2 separate regions of the Homo sapiens genome follow, and region 1 is linked to region 2. Evidence: chromatin loops called from intact Hi-C (ENCODE). Cell type or tissue: sigmoid colon. All regions are shown on one strand. Each heading gives the region's core, and the rest is flanking DNA. Links, peaks and the distances in the headings are about the cores only. Region 1 overlaps LINC02438 (long intergenic non-protein coding RNA 2438). Region 2 has its middle 15 kb from the start of PACRGL.

Region 1 (9,194 bases), core at 656-8,655, 1.5 Mb after region 2:
TTTGATTTCTTCCAGGGCCTGCTACCTGTCATGTGATGCTATACTAGAGTCAGGTTGGAATTTGGTATTTTATTGCTACAGAGTCTGTTTTGCCAGTATTGATGATACTGATGTTTTAGGAGAGGTCCCTAAATACTGATGGGACCTCAATACCAGCTGGTGTCCAGGTTCTTGGCACCGTTGCAAGAAGGAATTCAAGGATGAGTTGGAAAATAGTTAAAGTACAAAGATTTATTGCAAAGAGAAAACTACGCACTCAAGAAAGGAGAGTGCAGATATACTCAAGGGGGTTTTGCAATGGAGTTTGAGGTCTCTACCTTTATGAATTACTTTAACCAAGGGGTGGGATATTCATAAGTATTCCTAGAAAGAAGTAACGATTTCTCAGAACTGTGATGCCACCCATTTTAACACCAAATATGGGTATTCCAGGAACAGTCATGGAGCTGGTGGTCGTATTATTTAGTATGTAAATGAGCATATGATGAAGTCATGGGTGAAACCTAGGTCAAATCCAGTGCCATGTTGCGTCCAGTCCGTCTTGGCCAGCTTGACCCACATTCTGGTTTTTCAGGCTCTTATCAGCCCCGAGTTTATGCAGCTATTTCAACCGTTTCCTCTTGCTAGTCATGTGAAACTGCTGCGTGAAATATTCTATTCTCCTGTGACCACCCTGTATTATTTCTTTCTTATTAAGATCTCTGTTTTAATATTAATCCTGGTTAGTTGTGCCTGAATTCTAAAGAAAGGAGAGTATAGTGAGGCATGTCTAATTCCCCTCTTCCCATTACGGCCGGTACTACTTATTCAGGTTTCGTCGACGTCCCCGTGGCTGAGAAGAAAAGTCCATTTAGTAAGCTGGGGAGCTTAGAATTTTGTTTTTGCTTTATAACATGTATCCACATGAGTGTGCCCACTTCTCTTTTATATATAAATGCACAGTACCCAATATTGGAAAGCTAGAAAAGTCTGCCACTAGGTCACGTCTGGACAGTATTATCTTTCAAAGCACTAGCTTGCTGCTACAGAAATGGAAAATACTGCTCAAAGATTGCAGAAATATATATTATATGCACATAAAATGAACTTTTCTAAAGCAATAGGCATGCCATAAGAAATGGATTTTGGACAGTGCATTAAACTATGAAATCATTTTTGACAGAAATATAAATCAATTTAAGAAAGCCGAAGTTCATGAATCAAATAAGGAGAGGGCTTTTGAGAAAGCATCAAGACTAGATAAGTACTAAAAGTACCGAGGTTAACTGTGTAAACATTATGAAAACAACATTTAACCAAGGGAATAGAAGGGAAGTAGCAAAAATACTTCAAAGCATGCCTTATTTTCATGAAAAAACAATGCTATGATTAGCATCAGTTTTCTACCCTCGAGGTACTTTTTTTTTCATTTTTCTTTTGCGGAATTCTTTGTACATTATTCATATTCCTAACAAAAAGAGTTAAGCTGGCTTCAAACTGGTTGGTAGTTATATGGCAACCACGTTGTTTTGATGCTGCTTTTATGTTCATTTCAATAAAATTGCCTAAAAGGAACATGAACAGCCAATGCACAAAAGAAATACAAATAAAAAATACAGGCATAAACAATTGTTTAAGCTTACTAGTAATCAACAAAGTGGGGATTAAAACAATAATGGGATACTATTTTTATACACCAATTAATTAAGATTTTAAAAATAAAAATGCTAAAATTTGCTGAGAATGACAAGCAGTTTAATAAGATATCGGTGTAAATAAGAATAGGTACATATTTTCTGAAAATCTATTTGGCATGTATATAAGAATTTTAAAATGTTTGTACTCTTCAATCCAGAATTTTCAGCTCTAAGAAACAGTCTGAAAGAAATAATAAGAAATAGTAAAAACAGTTGAAAATTATATATACATTTGTTCACTTCAATTATTTATTACAATGAATAACAGAAAATAACTTGAGTGTACACCCATATGGGAAAGTTTAAATACATTTTGTTAAATGAATACAATGTCACATTATGTAGTTTTTCAAAGAGTATTTACAGGCCAAGGGACATGCATATAAAATAATGTTAAATTAAAAAAAGATAACAGTACCTAAAGTTTTATATTCCAAGTTATTCCAATGTTCAGACATATGGGTGTGCATCTGATGTGTGTGTGTTTGTGTTTATGGAGCTGTGCATCTGTGTTTTCTACATTCACAGTTAACACATCAAGAAAACACTAAAAAAGAATATACCACATATGAACAAAGCTTATTTATGGGGTGGTAATAGTACGTGTATTTTAATAACATTTTTGTCTTCCATATTCTTCACATTGTCTACATCAACTTATGATAAAATAAATTTTTTGGGGAGGCCGAGGCAGGTGGATCATGAGGTCAGGAGATCGAGACCATCCTGGCTAACACGATGAAACCCTGTCTCTACTATAAATACAAAAAATTAGCTGGGCATGGTGGCGGGCACCTGTAGTCCCAGCTACTGGGGAGGTTGAGACAGGAGAATGGCATGAACCCGGGAAGTGGAGCGTGCGGTGAGCGGAGATCGCACCACTGCACTCCAGCCTGGGCGACAGAGCGAGACTTCATCTCAAAAAATATATATATATTACATATATGTAATATATAATATATATATAAATTATATATATATGTAATATATAATATATATAATATATATATAATATATATAATATATATATAATATATAATATATATATAATATATATAATATATATAATATATTATATATATTACATATATGTAATATATATTATATATAATATATATTATATATATTACATATATGTAATGTATACAATATACATTATATATAATATATAATGTATACATTATACATTATATATAATGTGTATACATTATATATTATATATAATGTATATATTATATATAAATATAATATTTTATATATAATGTATATATTATATATAAATATAATATTTTATATATAATATACATTATATATAATATATAATATACGTTATATATAATATATTATATACATTATATATAATATATTATATACATTATATATAATATATTATATACATTATATATAATATATACTATATATAATACATACTATATACATTATATATAATACATACTATATACATTATATATAATGTCTATATTATAGACATTATATATTTTTAAGTGGTCCAACAGATTGATATTGTAATTTAACGTAACAAACGTCTACGCCGTGTGACTTGTATCTATATTAAAAAGAGTAATTTGATTATTTCCTTTTATTTGAATCTCATCAATTGTTTACTTTTAAGGACAAAATATATAATTTTTTTCTGTAATATTTTAGAGATTAATTTACATGAATATCTGAGTTTATCCAAAACAGCAATTAAGATAACTACAAATAAAATTAATTTTAATTGAATTTTCTGATATAACAAAATCAAAAGAGTCAAATATTTTCTGTGGATCATGAGTCCAAAAGTTTACTTTTTTGTTTGTTTGTTTGTTTGTAAGGAATTTGGTACCTCTCTGCAGTTCAACCCATTTCAAAGTCACATTTAACTTTAGCTTGATGCTATACCTATGTTTCAAAATTGTGCATTTTACAGGAATCTGTAAATCTGAGGTCTGTGAAAATCTGTGGAATGGTTAAAATCTCAGTCTAGACTCAAAATAATGTGGACTTCATATTTGAAACTCAACTCTCATTTAAAATGGTATAAGCTTTCACAAGTTCGTAAACCTAAAATTCCAAATCCTCATCTACAAAACAGGACCAAAAATATACCTACCTTATTAGACTGTAGAAAGATATAGTGAGGTGATATATGTAAAGTTTGTATCCCTGTACTTGGGACTTTCCTAAGCACTCAATTAATTCTACCCATTATTGTATGTTTAAAAAACAAAAAATTCTGGAATCATTGGTGCCTAAATGCCTGGCATTACACTCAGAACAAGTTTCTTTCAAAAATGTTTCCTCTTAGCAAACACCTACCTAAACATTGGTCCTTTTATACTACATGTGGACCTTTAATCACTCTCCTAGGATTAGCGGAACAACTCAAACATAGATCTGAACATTCAGGAGTCAAGTGTTCAATGAGTTCTACCTGTAAAACAAGAAAAATACATTTTAGTACCTTCCCACCTATTTAATATTTTCTCCAGACTTCTAAAATCTTATTTCAAATAGTGAACAAAACAAACAAATAAATGAGAAAAACAAGTCATTGTTGTGAGAGACATCTGATTTTTTTTTTAATGTGGCGCAGTAACTTACTCTGATTTAATTTTTCTTAAATGCCGCCATCTAGTGTTCACTAATTTAACTTTTATTACTTACCTTAAAAAGATATTGTTAATGTGGAAGTAATGTTCCCCACTTTCCCAGAGGCAAATAGCATCAAGTCAATTTGTTTCAAGTTTCTAAGTCATTCTAAAAAGACTTGCTATATCTGAAATAGCACAATAATGTTGAAATAAGAACAATCACAGTAGTAAGCTGTAGGACTATAAACATGTTTTACCTTGTGAAATACAGACATACTGTATTTCATTATAGTTCTAGCTCTCCCCTCTCTCTCTCTCTCCTCCCTATCTCCTTCTGCAAGAATTCTTTAGAAGTGCTTCTCTTATAAACTCAATGGCAAAAAAAAAAAAAAAACAGTTATAAATGGGCAAAGGACTTGGATAAGCATTTCTCCAAAAAGACATAAAAACAGCAAACAGGTATATCAAAAGTTGTGCAATATCGCTAATCATCAAGGAATGCAAATAAAAACAACAATAAAATATCACCAAACTCTTAAGATGGCTATTATAAAAACAAACAAAAAAGATAATAGTTGTTGGTGGCTGTGTGGATAAAAAGGAAACTTTGTACACTGTGTTGGGAATGTAAAACAGTGCAGTCTCTATGGAAAGCAGTATGAAGGTTCCTCAGAAAATTAAAAATAGAACTACCATATGACCCAGGAATCCCAATCCCACTTCTGGATATATGTTTAAAAGAACCGAAATTAGGATCTCAAAGAAATATCTGCACTTCCATGTCCATTGTAGCACTGAAGAAAATAGCCAAGATAAAGGAACTGAAATGTTCACTGACAATTGAGTAAAGAAACTATGGTATAAACACATAATAAAATATTATTCAGCCTTAAAAAAGACAGAAATCCTACCATTCGCAACAAAATGGACAGACCTGAAAGACATTCTGCTAAGTGAAATAAGTTAGTCTCAGAAGGACAAATACTGTATCTAAAATAGTCACACTGGCCAGGCACGGTGGCTCACGCCTGTAATCCTAGCAGTTTGGGAGGCTGAGGCAGGTGGATCATTTGATGTCAGGAGTTCGAAACCAGCCTAGCCAACATGGCGAAACCCTGTCTCTACTAAAAATACAAAACAATTAGCCAGACGTGGTGGTGGATACCCATAATCCCAGCTACTTGGGAGGCTGAGGCAGGAGAATCGCTTGAATCCGGGAGGCGGAGGTTGCAGTGAGCTGAGATTAAGCCACTGCACTCCAACCTGGGCAACAGAGCATGACTCTGTCTCCAAATAATAATAATAATAATTAATAATAAGAGTAATAATAATAATGAAATAGTCACACTTACAGAGGTAGACAATAGAATGATGGCTACCAGGGAGTGAACGGAGGGGAATATGAGGAGCTGTTATTCAATGGGTATAAAGTTAAAGTTATGTAAGTTCTAGAGATCTGCTGAACAACATAGTTCCTATAGTAAACAATAAAGTATCACTCACTTAAAAATGGTTAAGAGGGTAAATCTCAAGTTAAGTGTTCAATACAAACAAACCAATGAAAAGCAAAGCAACACAAGAAAACTTTTAGAGGTGATGGGTACGTTTGTCACCTTGATTGTGGTGAAGGTAACAGGAATATAAACATATGTCCAAGCTTACCAAATGGTATGCTAATTATATATTAATTATATGCAGTTTTGGCATACCAATTCTATTCCGGTAAAGCTGGGAGGGAAGAAAGTTATCAGTTATGGTTGGACAACTCTGAATTGTGCAAAACTCATTTAATTTTACAATTTCAAATGGTGAACTTTACGGATTGAGAATTACACTAATAAATAAAGTTATCCAAGTGAAAAAAGAGAAAAATAACTATTTTGCTCTCCATTGTATCCCGGGCTTCTAGCATAGTGCTTAATAAAATACCTAATGTTTATATGCCAGTGTGTTCTAAGAAATTCTTTCTTTCTTTTTTTTTGTCTTTTTGAGACGGAGTCTTGCTCTGTCGACCAGGCTGGAGTGCAATGGCGCAATCACGGCTCACTGCAACCTCCGCCTCCCTGGTTCAAGTGATTCTCCTGCCTCAGTCTCCTGAGTGGCTGGAATTACAGGCGCATCACCACGCCTGGCTAATTTTTGTATTTTTAGTAGAGACAGGGTTTCACCATGTTGGTCAGGCTGGTCTCGAACTCCTGACCTCGTGATCCGCCTGCCTCTGCCTCCCAAAGTGCTGGGATTACAGGCGTGAGCCACCACGCCCGGCCTAAGCAATTCTTATATGTTATCTCACTGCTATAAGTTTAATTGCTGAAAACTCCAAGGAACGTTCTATGACTGTTTCCTTACAGATAAGAAAACTGCACTCTAGGAAAATTTAATAAGCTTCTCATGAATATACACTTGTTAAATGGTCAGGTCAAGATTTGGAGTCAGTGGTCTGACTCAAGAGTTCTCACTGTCAACCATTACCGGTGCTGACAGTTATCAAAATTTCAAAAGTAAAGCATCAAATTCGCAAAAAAACCTTTGGATCCCAGAGTACCTACAACTCTGCACACATTGACTGAAAAAATGAGAATTGAGAAGTAAACATGTTTGGAATCATTTTTCCTCTTTAGAAGACAGAGTCATTTCTAAAGAATTTAAAACATGTTATGATACTGAACTGAAGGTAATTGAAACATTTCATTACTGATCTGCAAAATAAAAAACATACAATATATTGCTCTGTCTCCAAAAAATTAATGCTCATTAATAAATTAGCTGTTCAATTTAGCCTTTTTAAAATGAATTATTGTCTCTCCAACAAAAACTGAATGCAAAAATATGACAATTTAACTGCAGAGATGCTTTATTTAAATTGGTGATTCAGTGGTGTGATTTTAATTACACTATGCATTTGTTCTATTACATTCTTATGGTGTGTTGTAAATATATATTTATATATAATATTATATATATGTATCTTTTTCCTTTTTACTTAAACTGCCTGTTGTAGGTTTGTGTGTGTGTGTGTGTGTGTTTGTTTTTTTGGGTTTTTTTTGAGATGGACTTTCACTCTTGTTGACCAGGCTGGAGTGCAATGGGGCGCAATCTTGGCTCACTGCAACCTCCGCCTACCGGGTTCAAGTGATTCTCCTGCCTCAGCCTCCTGCGTAGCTGGGATTACAGGCAGGTGCCACCACGCCCGGCTAATTTTGTATTTTTAGTAGAGATGCTGTTTCTCCATGTGGTTGAGGCTGTTCTTGAACTCCGGACCACAGGTAATCTGCCCGTCTCGGCCTCCCAAAGTGGTGGGATTACAGGTGTGAGCCACCGCGCCCGGCCAAACTGCCTTCTAAGCTTAGGAAATTATTTCAAGTTGGAAACCTTTCATGAGGTTCATTGATAGGCCACACATTCATCAGTTTCATACCATGAACACCTACTCTAATGACAGAGGGAAAATTGTACATATTTTGTCCTGGAAATCAAGGAAATATGCATTGTTAGGTTACCAAACTCATTTCCAAAACAGGAGAAGCCACAGAGAATGGTGCAATGATACCAATCCCTTCTCACCAGGACATTGTAAACAGGGTATACAATTTCCTACAGAATCAGGAGTATCTACAATATCATTACCTGACATAAATTTAAGTAACTGCCCTGATTCATGATAGATTAGGGTTAGGTCTATATTTTTTTAAAAAAGGGAAACATTTTCCTTTAATATTTATTTGTGAACATGCTTATGAGAGTTATAATAAAAATGAGTTTAAATACCAGGGCTGAAAATTATATTAATAATTAGGAGTATTTGAAAGCATTCTAAGAATAATGTTGCATTATTTTGTGTTTAACTCAGAGAAATACCGAATGCTACAGTGTCCTAAAAAAAGCCATGCAAACCTTTATTTGTCAAATAAGAAAATGATAGCTGTAAAATATTAGGAGATTTGTTGAAGTCCAAGTGCTATTTATAAATCCAAGACAAGAACCTAGAAAATCCTTCTCAATACAATGAACTTTTTGCTACATGGAAAAGTAGTATCCTTTCTAAACTATACTCAGAATAAATTATTGCTAAAAACAAATATTGAAGGGACAGGAGTGATGGATTTAAAGTTCATAGACTCTACCATCATAATGCAACACAGTTAAGTAGCCATAACTTATTTAATGATCATTCTTGGGATTATTTATTCAACATGTATTGAGTAAGACCTCACGATCTTACACAAATAGGCTAAAATCTAAACAGCAGCCTCCTCTTCTACTTTCTGTAGCTAAACGCACCGGATGTTAAAGCAGCGTATGTGTGACAAGGCAGTAGGGTGACTATAGTCAATGAGAACTTAATTGTGTATTTTAAAATAACTTAAAAGAGTGTGATTGGATTGTTTGCAACTCAGTCATGGAGAATGGGGTATCCATTCCCTCCATCAATGCTTGAGAGGATGGATACCTCATTCTCTTTGATGTGCTTATTTTACATTGCATGCCTGTATCAAAACATCTCATGTGCTCGGTAAATATATACACCTACTATGTACCAACAAAAATTTTAAAACATAATTTAAAACTTAAAAAAAAGATGTCAGTGCTCTTTTTGTTTTTGTTCCTGCACTTATCTCTAGATCCATTAAGGCAATTTATTAGTCTGTTGTTGTTTATCTGTATATTTTCCTTAGTAAATTGTAACTCGCTTTGACCATAATATATCCTTGAAAAATGTTTATTAAAAACTAAGGACCTAATTCTTTGAGAAATAGTTTGTTTCTTCCTCACTGCCATCCTCTCCTTCTTCCTTCCATTCCATTAGGAAGACATCCCACTGCCTCTAAATTCTCCTATATATTTTTCAGAAAAGGAAATAAATATAAATAAAATAATAGAAAAACAATTGGTCATTTTTTTCAGTATAGAAATAAAACAT
Region 2 (9,194 bases), core at 901-8,900:
ATATACATACATATTAAAAGTAAAAATAAAAAACATACTTCCCATTGTCGTTAGTGTGACACAGGTCTGGCCACATGATCTATCACAAATGAGTGTATGCTGCAGATTTATGAAAAAGTGCTTTTTTTTTCTTATAATGCAAGTGCTATACTTTCTTGTGGCTTCATTCCTTATCCATTTTAGAATGCGCGAGTAAATGTGGACAAAAAACACAAAAGCCATATGCTAATGACGATGCAAGAGGAACCTGGGGCACTTGGACTTCATGTCGCTGTCAAACCACTTCTAAACTGCACTTCTCTTCCTGACTTCTTGTTATGTGAAAGAAATAAGTTAATTAAATTTCAGTCATTTATTTTCCAGTAACTCAATCCATAGGTTTGAACCTAACTCAATCCATAGGTTCAGTTCTAGAGAAGAGAATCTTCTATAAAGGCAAGCTTGAAATGCATACTTTTTCTTTTTTAAATTATGGTAAGAAAACACAAACACATAACATAAAATTTACCAAATGAGATCCATTTTGAAGTATACAGTCCAGTAGTGTTAAATATTTTCTCATTGTTGTGCAACGAAACTTTTTCATGTGTTGTTATTTGAAGATGGGATCTTAGGAGATAATTGAGATTAGGTTATGAGGGTGAGGCTTCCATGATGGGATTAGTGCTTTTATACAAAAAGATACTAGAGTTTGTGTGTGTGTGCTCTCTCGTTCTCTCTCTCTCTCTCTCTCTCTCTCTCTCTGCTAAGTGAGGACACAATAGGAAGGTAGCCTTCTATAAGCCAGGAAGAGACCCCCTTACCAAGATTTGGTCATGCTAGCCCCCTGATCTTAGACTTCCAGCCTCCAGAACTGTGAGAATGTGAATTTCTGGTGTGTAAGCCACCCAGTCAATGTTATTTTGGTAGGGCTCACTAAGACAGGCAATAAAGGAAATAATTTTCATGTCCATCAGAGGGAGAATAATTGGATAATTATTAAGCATTACACATCTATTAAAAAGAATAAATGAGAGATGAATGTATTGGTTTCATTGATGTCCACGATCTGTTTTAAGAGAGAAAAAAAGGGCCCGTTGCAGTGGCTCACGCCTGTAATCCCAGCACTTTGGGAGGCCGAGGCAGGTGGATTAAGAGGTCAGGAGATCGAGACCATCCTGGCTAACACAGTGAAACCCTGTCTCTACTAAAAATACAAAAAATTAGCTGGGCATGGTGGTGGGCGCCTGTAGTCCCAGCTACTCAGGAGGCTGAGGCAGGAGAATGGCGTGAACCTGGGAGGCAGAGCTTGCAGTGAGCCCAGATTGCGCCACTGCACTCCAGCCTGGGCGACAGAGCAAGACTCTGTCTCAAAAAAATAATAAATAAATAAATAAATAAATAAATAAATAAATAAATAAGAGAGAAAAAAAGGAAGTTGTAGAGTGATGCATATGGATTGGACTTCTATTTGTAAATCAAATTAAAACTAAACTAAAATAGATGTATATTTTTATATATAAACATACAAATATAGACATATCTATTTACCTAAGTATCCATGTGTCTGCCCCTATCCATCCCCACTTGTCTATCTATGAATGCATCTAACCTATCTAGTGCTACCTAGGAGTCTAGAGAAATGTTTAAAACAGCGCTTTCTTCTGAAGAGTGTAATAGACAGCAGGGGAAAGATTAATTTTATTCTTTCTATACTTCTGCATTGTTTTAATTTTTAACACAAACATGAAGTTTTGTATTCAGATAGAAGAATTTTAATTAGTTTTTTATGGTGGGGTTTTAAAGCACTTTACTATGTAGCTTAAGTTTTAAAATACTCAAGAGGTTGATCAGAGATATTTTCCATTTGAGTATTTCTTATCTTATCCTATCCCATATGGTAAAAAGGAATTCTCTTATAACTGAGTATGCCATTGTAAGTCCTAATTACAGAAAGCCTGTAACTATTTGGAAATTTATAAAGTTAATTGTATGGTTTCTCAAAGCCAGTTATTATAAAGGGAAAGATGAAGAAAACATATCATCCAAATAAATTACTTGATATGTTCTAAAACAATGTGTATTAAAAATAATATTTACCTTCCATACTTCATCTCTTAGAGTTGAAAGATATACTCAGGGGCCAAATAGCAGAGATCCCTTATTTCAAAGTTCAGACAAATGAAGCCCAGAAAGTATCCACAATTTGCCCACAATCTACAATGAATTGATAAGAAAAATTAAGACAGCAGTTGAAAAACTAATGATTAGAAAACTAATATGGAAAACTCTAAAGAAAACGTGTTTCATCTACTTGTTACATACAGTAAACCACCCTAGAACTTAGTGGCTTAAAGCAATGGCGATTTATTACTTTTCATGATCCATGGGTCAGGAATTTGGGCTGAGCTTGCTATGTGGTTTCTTTCCACACAGCGTTGGCTAGGGATTTTCACTTGGCTGCATCTAGCTGAAAGCTACTTGTCTTAGTGCCCTTCCATGCTTCACATGATGAGCTTGGGTTTCCTTACAGCATGGTGATCTAAGGGTAGTCCAGCCTCCTTCCAAGAAGGAATGTTCCAAGAGGATGAGCACCAATGTCTTAAAGCCCTTCACAAGCTCTTCTTTTGCCATGTTTGCTAATGCCACACTGGTCAGAGCAAGTCATGGGGCAAGACAGATGACTGTCAAACACAGTTTATAAAAAAGAAGGCATAAATGGGTATAATTTTATGTTAGCCTTTAAGCAACAAGGAATCATAATTTAAAGGAACAAATGTGTCTACCCTGGATTTTTTTTTTTTTTTAGCATAGGAGTTGGCAAACATTGGCACTAGGTCCAGGAGACCAAAATGTCACTGTGGTCTACCAGTTGGTATAGGGGCTTATGAAGGTCAGGTGATCAATGGAGTTTTAGCTCAGATCTATCCCACAGTGGCTCCAGTGAGTCCCTGAACCCATGCTGTGATTATTTCCCCATTTCTGGGATGCATAATTTAAATAGACATTCTCAGAAACTGGCAGAATTTTCACATTCATTCCCTGGCCTGTGAAGTGAGGGCAAAAAAAGTAGTAGAAAAGGCCAAGGGAAAACCACTAGAACAATCTTTACCTAGGAAAATAATAGGTCAAAAGCAGCATCACATGCCTAGAAGGGTATCAGTGATAAATGCCAACAACAAGCACTTAAATTATATGGAAGTGGTAACTGCCATCCCATTTCCACTCAACTCACCTATTTGACCAGTGTAGAAAATTGATAAAACTGGGAGAAGCACAGTGGATTTTCATAAAGCTAAACTAGGTGGTGACTTCAGTCACAGCTACTGTACCAGGTGTGGTTTCATTGCTTGGGAAAATTAACACATTCCCTGGTACCTGGTATGCAACTATTGATCTGGCAAATGCTTTTATGCTCAATACCCATTTGTGAAGACTAGGTGAAGCAGTTTGCTTTCATCTGACAAAGCCAGCAACACACCTTTACTGTCCCACTTCAGGGGTGTATCAGCTCTCCTGCCATACATCATAATTTAATTGATGGAGAGTCAGATAGTCTTTTCCTTCCATAACGAGTTACACTGGTTATTTGCACTGATGATATTATGATGATTGGACCTAATGAGCAAGAAGTAACAACTACTCTATATTTATTGAGAAGACATTTACATGTCAGAATGTGGAAAATAAATCTGACCAGAATTGAAGTACCTCCACCGCAGTCAAATTTCTAGGGATCCAGTGGTGTAGGGCATGTTGAGATAGGTGAAGACACATTGCATCTGTCCTCTCTTACAACCAAAAAAAGAGATACAACACCTAGTAGGCCTCTTTGGATGTTGGAGAAAACATACTTGACACTTGGGTGCGTTATCATAGCCCATTTACCGAGAGACCCTAAAAGCTACTAGTTTTGAGTGGGGCCCAGAGCAAGAGAAGGCTCTACAACAGCTCCAGACTGCTGTCCAAGCTGCTGTACCACTTGGGTCATATGATCAAGTACCTCTGATGGTGTTTGAAGTGTCAGTGGTAAAGAGAGGTGCTGTTTAGAACCTCTGACATAAAGCAATCATTTTATTCAGGTGAATGATAAAGCACATTTTGAAACTTTTCAAAAATTCTCCCAAATCTTTCATTTCACACTTTGTACATTTCACCTGGTGTGATGGTTAATTTTATGTGTCAACTTGGCTGGGCCATGGTGCCTAGATACTTGGTTAATCATTATTCTGGATGTTTTTGTGAGGCTGCTTTGGTGTGGGACTTACATTTACATCAGTAGACTTTGAGTAAAGCAGATTGCCCTCCATAAGGTGGGTAATCTTCACCCAGTCAGTTGAAGGCTGAATAGAACAAACGAATGACCTTCCCTGAAGCAAGAGAGAAATCTGCTGCTGACAGCGTTCAGACTTGAACTGCAGCATTGGCTCTGAGGCTCTGCTCTGCAAATTTTGGACATGGCACCCTCCATAAACACGAGCCAATTTCTTAAATATCTCTCTCATACACACACACACATACACACACACACACCCACACACACACACACAATTGGTTCTGTTTCTCTAGAGAATAGTACACTTGATTTCTCCGTATTTGGGGTAAATTCTAGTTGTCCAGTAGGGCAGCCTTGAATAGCAATATCAAAACTCTGTAAAAAGGTTAATCTGTGTTCCCAAACTCTAACTTTCAATGCTAGAATCTCTAAAATACTTGTTTTCTGCTAAGAGGCATTGGCTGACTTTGGTCTTTGGCCCCCACGTTGGTTTAAAGAAAGAGATTAGTGCTGGGAATAAGATAGCTCCAAACAGCACAATGAAGGTAAATTAACGAGTTGGCTCCTTCAGTGATATCTATAATTTTCTGATTAAGGTCTAAGCTAGGGTAAAACCTTCCTCATTAGCTGTCTTCCCTGGGAAGATAACCCAATACTTGTCAATTCTTGCTTTCATTTTTTGCTCCACATGAACTACCTTACCTGTCTTATTGTTGAGATGTGAGTAATGGAGTTAAAATAAACTTAATTTTAATGTGTTTATTATCTGTTCAGATTCTTATTCAAAAATTTAAAAGAATTAAGACCTTTAAAATGTGCAAATATGCTCCAATATTTATTTTTCCACTATTTTAGAAGAAAAAGATCCAAAAACTTTGGTTGAATTTTAAGTTTTTAGCCACTAGATGGCAGTGGATAACTATCTCTTATTTTGCTTTCCCGCATTCAACTCTCAGCTAATGTTTTCTATTGTCAGCTGGCAAATAGAAAAGAGGAAATATATAAAGGCTATTTACTGGAGATGTTGAACAAGATAGAGATTTTATTAATGGAGTGTTGAACACATTTTGTAATTCAACTGCTAGCAAAATTATTTTCTTTATTGTTATATATTTGTACGATTAAAAGGAGAAAATAGGATCAGCATTGAAACGTACAAAAACATGGTCAGGCTAAATGCAATCAGCATTGACTGGAAATGCTTATCTTGACCAAATGCTAAGCAGAGGAGAATGACTACAGCCTAATACATCTGCTGAGCTGCTTTGAAACGTTTTTGACCACATGTAAGAGACCCTCTGCATTTTCATGACACCCACACCCAGGAGCACTACTAGAAGGGCTTGTGGATGTCAAGAGAGGTTGTTTCTGCTGGAGTCTTTTACCTCAAACTAAAGAAAAAGGAATCCCTCGAAGAAAATGTGCTTGGAGACTCAGGATTTAAACTTTATCACTGGTTGTCTCTTTGTATTATATTTAACATTAGATTTTCCCAACCTATGTAGAACATTCAGTGTGTGGTCTATGATGGTCTTTTGGGGATGGACTGACTGCAAAGTAGAGCTATGGCTAGGAATCATGTCCATGGGTAATATTATGCAGCCATTTAAAAAATATATTTACAGAGGCAAAAGTCTGAGCTTAGAATTCTTAGGATCTTTAATACATGGAGAAAATCTGGGGAATAATAATAACGAAGCAATTCAAAGAACAGTGTAGGCATTTCTCCCTAAAAACCTAGAGAAGGAAGTATGAAAAACCACTAATGTTGACCAAAGTATTCATAGGCCTTAAAAACATTTATTTTAAGCAACAAGGGAAGAAAATATTACTGTTTAATAGAGTGCCACTTCAGAAGGAAAGGGGCAAAATACTTGGTTAACAGCACATGACTTGTACTAGCATCCGTATTCTTGGAGATAGGCTAAGGAAGGCCACCATTAACAGCCAAAGTTAGTGTCATAGCCCTAGTCACAGCAGCCTCCACCCCCTTCACCTTCTGCAGGAGCAGAAGGCAGGAATCCATGCTCGGGCTATCTAAGGAGCCAAACCTTCAAAGTGTGTTGGGAGACTAAAATCCCCCAGCCTATACCCTTATCTTATTCTTATTTATGAACAAGCATCCCTTAGCCTTCTTTATCTTCAGTGTGTTGCACTCATGTTCCCCCATCACATAACAAGGAGGAAAATAAGTGAATACATATTGGATGCTATTTTCCGGATGCCAAGTCTCTCTCCAGGTAGTAATGAGGAAGGAGTTTTATAGAACATTTAGCAATAGCACCCTGGGAGTCTGAAAGAGTTAATTTCTCTCTTTATACAATTTCTACCAAAGGATTCCTTCTGGGAGGAAATCTATTTAATTTTGTTCATAAAAGAGATAAAGCTGGGGACTAAAGTGGGGTAGGAGGAGACGTGCATCGCTAATATCTTTAAAAACAGAGAAGAATAGGATTCAAAAGACCTCAAGAAATTAAAAAAAAAAACCTTTTTAAAATAGTGATATGCACCAGATGGCACACACAGGAATCGATATTCTAAGTCCTTTAGGGACAAGGTTTAATTCTTTTAGGTCTCATGTAGCATCTGATGCAGAGCTCTGCACTTAGTGGGCACCTAGTTAATATTTATTAAAATCAGATTGAATGTCGAACAAGTACACACACACACACATACACACACACACACACATACACACACTAGCAATCAGAATTACCCAAGCTGAAAAAGTCACTAATGCTACAAGCATTATATCAAAGGTATCATTTCACTCATTCACTTAATACACATTTTGTGATAAGATAAATAATATCCCCCACACCATGAAGGAGTTCACGGTGTGGGGAATGATTCTCCTGAAGCACTTTCATGCACAGAGCAAAATGACCCAGACATTCTCCCAATCAGGGTGGGGTAGGCTTGAAGGGCCTCCTATATAAAAGAGTAGCCTCCCAGCACTGGTTATGAAGCTCTGTTTCTCAGTCTCAACCCTCCCTTTCACACTCTACTTTGTAATGCTGGTCCTGGGTCTCTGTAGACAGCATTTCCCCTATGCTGCTGACTCCCTAATAAACTCTGCCAATAGGGTGCTGGAAGCAGACTGGGAGGTAGGTGAGCTTCTGAGAACATTTTCTTCCTTTTTGTTGGCTTGCTGGTCCTGCTGGTGTCAGGCCAGCTCAGCAGGTGGTTACGGTAAACAGATGTGTTCCAAACTTTCTGCAGCAGTCTTAGCGTGTTCCTCAGAGATACCATCCCCAGTTGGTCAGCCACCCAGCTGCTCCAGGACTTTTAACTTCAGTTCCATAGCCGCAAACAATGGCAGGCAGGGCCATCTCCACCTCCTCAGTGGTCTGTATCCCAGTGCCACCAGAATCTTTACTAAGTTTCTAGGCTCTAACAACTTGATCCTGTTGCCTTTGTACCCCCAGCCCTGGGAGGGAGTGGCAGCAACTTTCTGAAGCTACTATCTCTGTATTATCTCTGCATTCTCTTTTCACTTTTGCAGCCTTTGTGTTCCTCCTATACCTTGTTAACCCATTCCCTCTGTAACATTCTACTCCTAAAATTGCTGGGTGTTTTCCTAACCAGACCCTGAGGAATACCCTCCCTCATGAGCCTTTCTCTTTTTCTCGCACTACTTCTCATCTTAGCATCTGCGAACACTAGGTACTTTAGATGCCTTCTTATTCAAGTCCCCCACACTCCATTTGAATATAAGCTCCATGAGAACATAAAATTTGTGTTTTCTTTCTTGTTGAATACCCAGACTTCAGAACAGTTTCTTCTATTAGGTATGCCTTCAATATGTATCTGTCAAAAGAACAAATGAATGAATGAATGGGTGTAGAATGAACAAATGAAATAAATGGTTTTTTTTTTTTTTTTAGATGGAGTCTTGCTGTGTCACCAGGCTGGAGTGCAGTGGCATGATCTCGGCTCACTGCAATCTCCACCTCCCGGGTGGAGCGATTCTCCTACCTCAGCCTCCCGAGTAGCTGGGACTACAGGCGCACACCACCACACTCGGCTAATTTTTGTACTTTTAGTAGAGACAGGGTTTCACCATGTTGGCCAGAATGGTCTTGATCTCTTGACCTCGTGATCCGCCCACCTCAGCCTCCCAAATTGCTGGGATTACAGGTGGGAGCCACCGCGCTCGGCTGGCTCTGGTTATTTCTACGGCTTTATGCTTCCGCTCTCCGCTGTCCTATCCCATGTCCATTCTTGGCACTCTGTTACTCTCTCTAAACTAAATTCAGCTTCTATAGGTACCTTCTAGGCTAGCTGGCACTGGATAAGACTATCGAAATTGGATACTTTAGGTTAGTGGTTCTCAACTGTTATCCCCGGCAATGTCTGGAGACCACTTTCATCGTCACGACTAGGAGGCAAATGTCCCTCTGGCATCTATTTTGCAGGGAGGCTGCAAAATGTCCATCCATGTGCAGAACAGCCCCCCATGACCAGGAATCATCCAGTCCAAAATGTCAACCATGCCGCTGTTGCTATTAAGAAACCCTGATTTCGATGTTAACTGTTTAGAAACAAGAGATTCCTCAGATGATACTTTTAGGCATCTTTTGGTCCTGTTAATTTATTTCTCTGGCTATATAAGGCCAAGTATCCTTGATGAAGAAAGATACAACTGTTTTTGTCATGGCCAAGGACCCAGATGTTTTTCAACAAAATGATATTTGAAATGCTGAGAACAGAATATCCGGAGGACTGGCTAAATATTTGGCTCTTTGGCTGGACTTTTGTAGAGTTATACAGACAGAGTCTGTGATTAAAAGTCAGAGAGCAATATGATAGCCAGAGGGCCAGGGGAGGGGTGAGGGCAGGCAGTGGGTTGTATATGATGTTGCATAAGAAATGTTTAAAAGAACAGAGTGTCTTCTTTCTATTGATCCAAATCCCCTAATAATAATTATAAGAACCA

Evidence for each region. Peaks named below come from ENCODE experiments on the same cell type or tissue, not always from the same donor. Only the 100,000 strongest peaks of a DNase experiment are listed, where the experiment ranks them.
Region 1: a loop joins it to region 2, with 9 times the contacts of the local background. A loop is called at or near these places in 29 of 110 quality-filtered maps.

What each region holds. Positions count from the first base shown.
Region 1 is chr4:19,220,143-19,229,336 of GRCh38, reverse strand. All of the region lies in intron 2 of LINC02438 (long intergenic non-protein coding RNA 2438), which reads left to right. Among named protein-coding and RNA genes, the nearest start is that of LINC02438, 230 kb to the left of the region's middle. In sigmoid colon, for the core only: a CTCF peak has its summit at 4,322 (motif pointing left); no DNase peak of the experiment used is centred there.
Region 2 is chr4:20,681,329-20,690,522 of GRCh38, reverse strand. No RefSeq gene overlaps it. Among named protein-coding and RNA genes, the nearest start is that of PACRGL, 15 kb to the left of the region's middle. In sigmoid colon, for the core only: CTCF peaks have their summits at 4,952 and 5,152 (motif pointing right); no DNase peak of the experiment used is centred there; H3K27ac peaks cover 415 bases.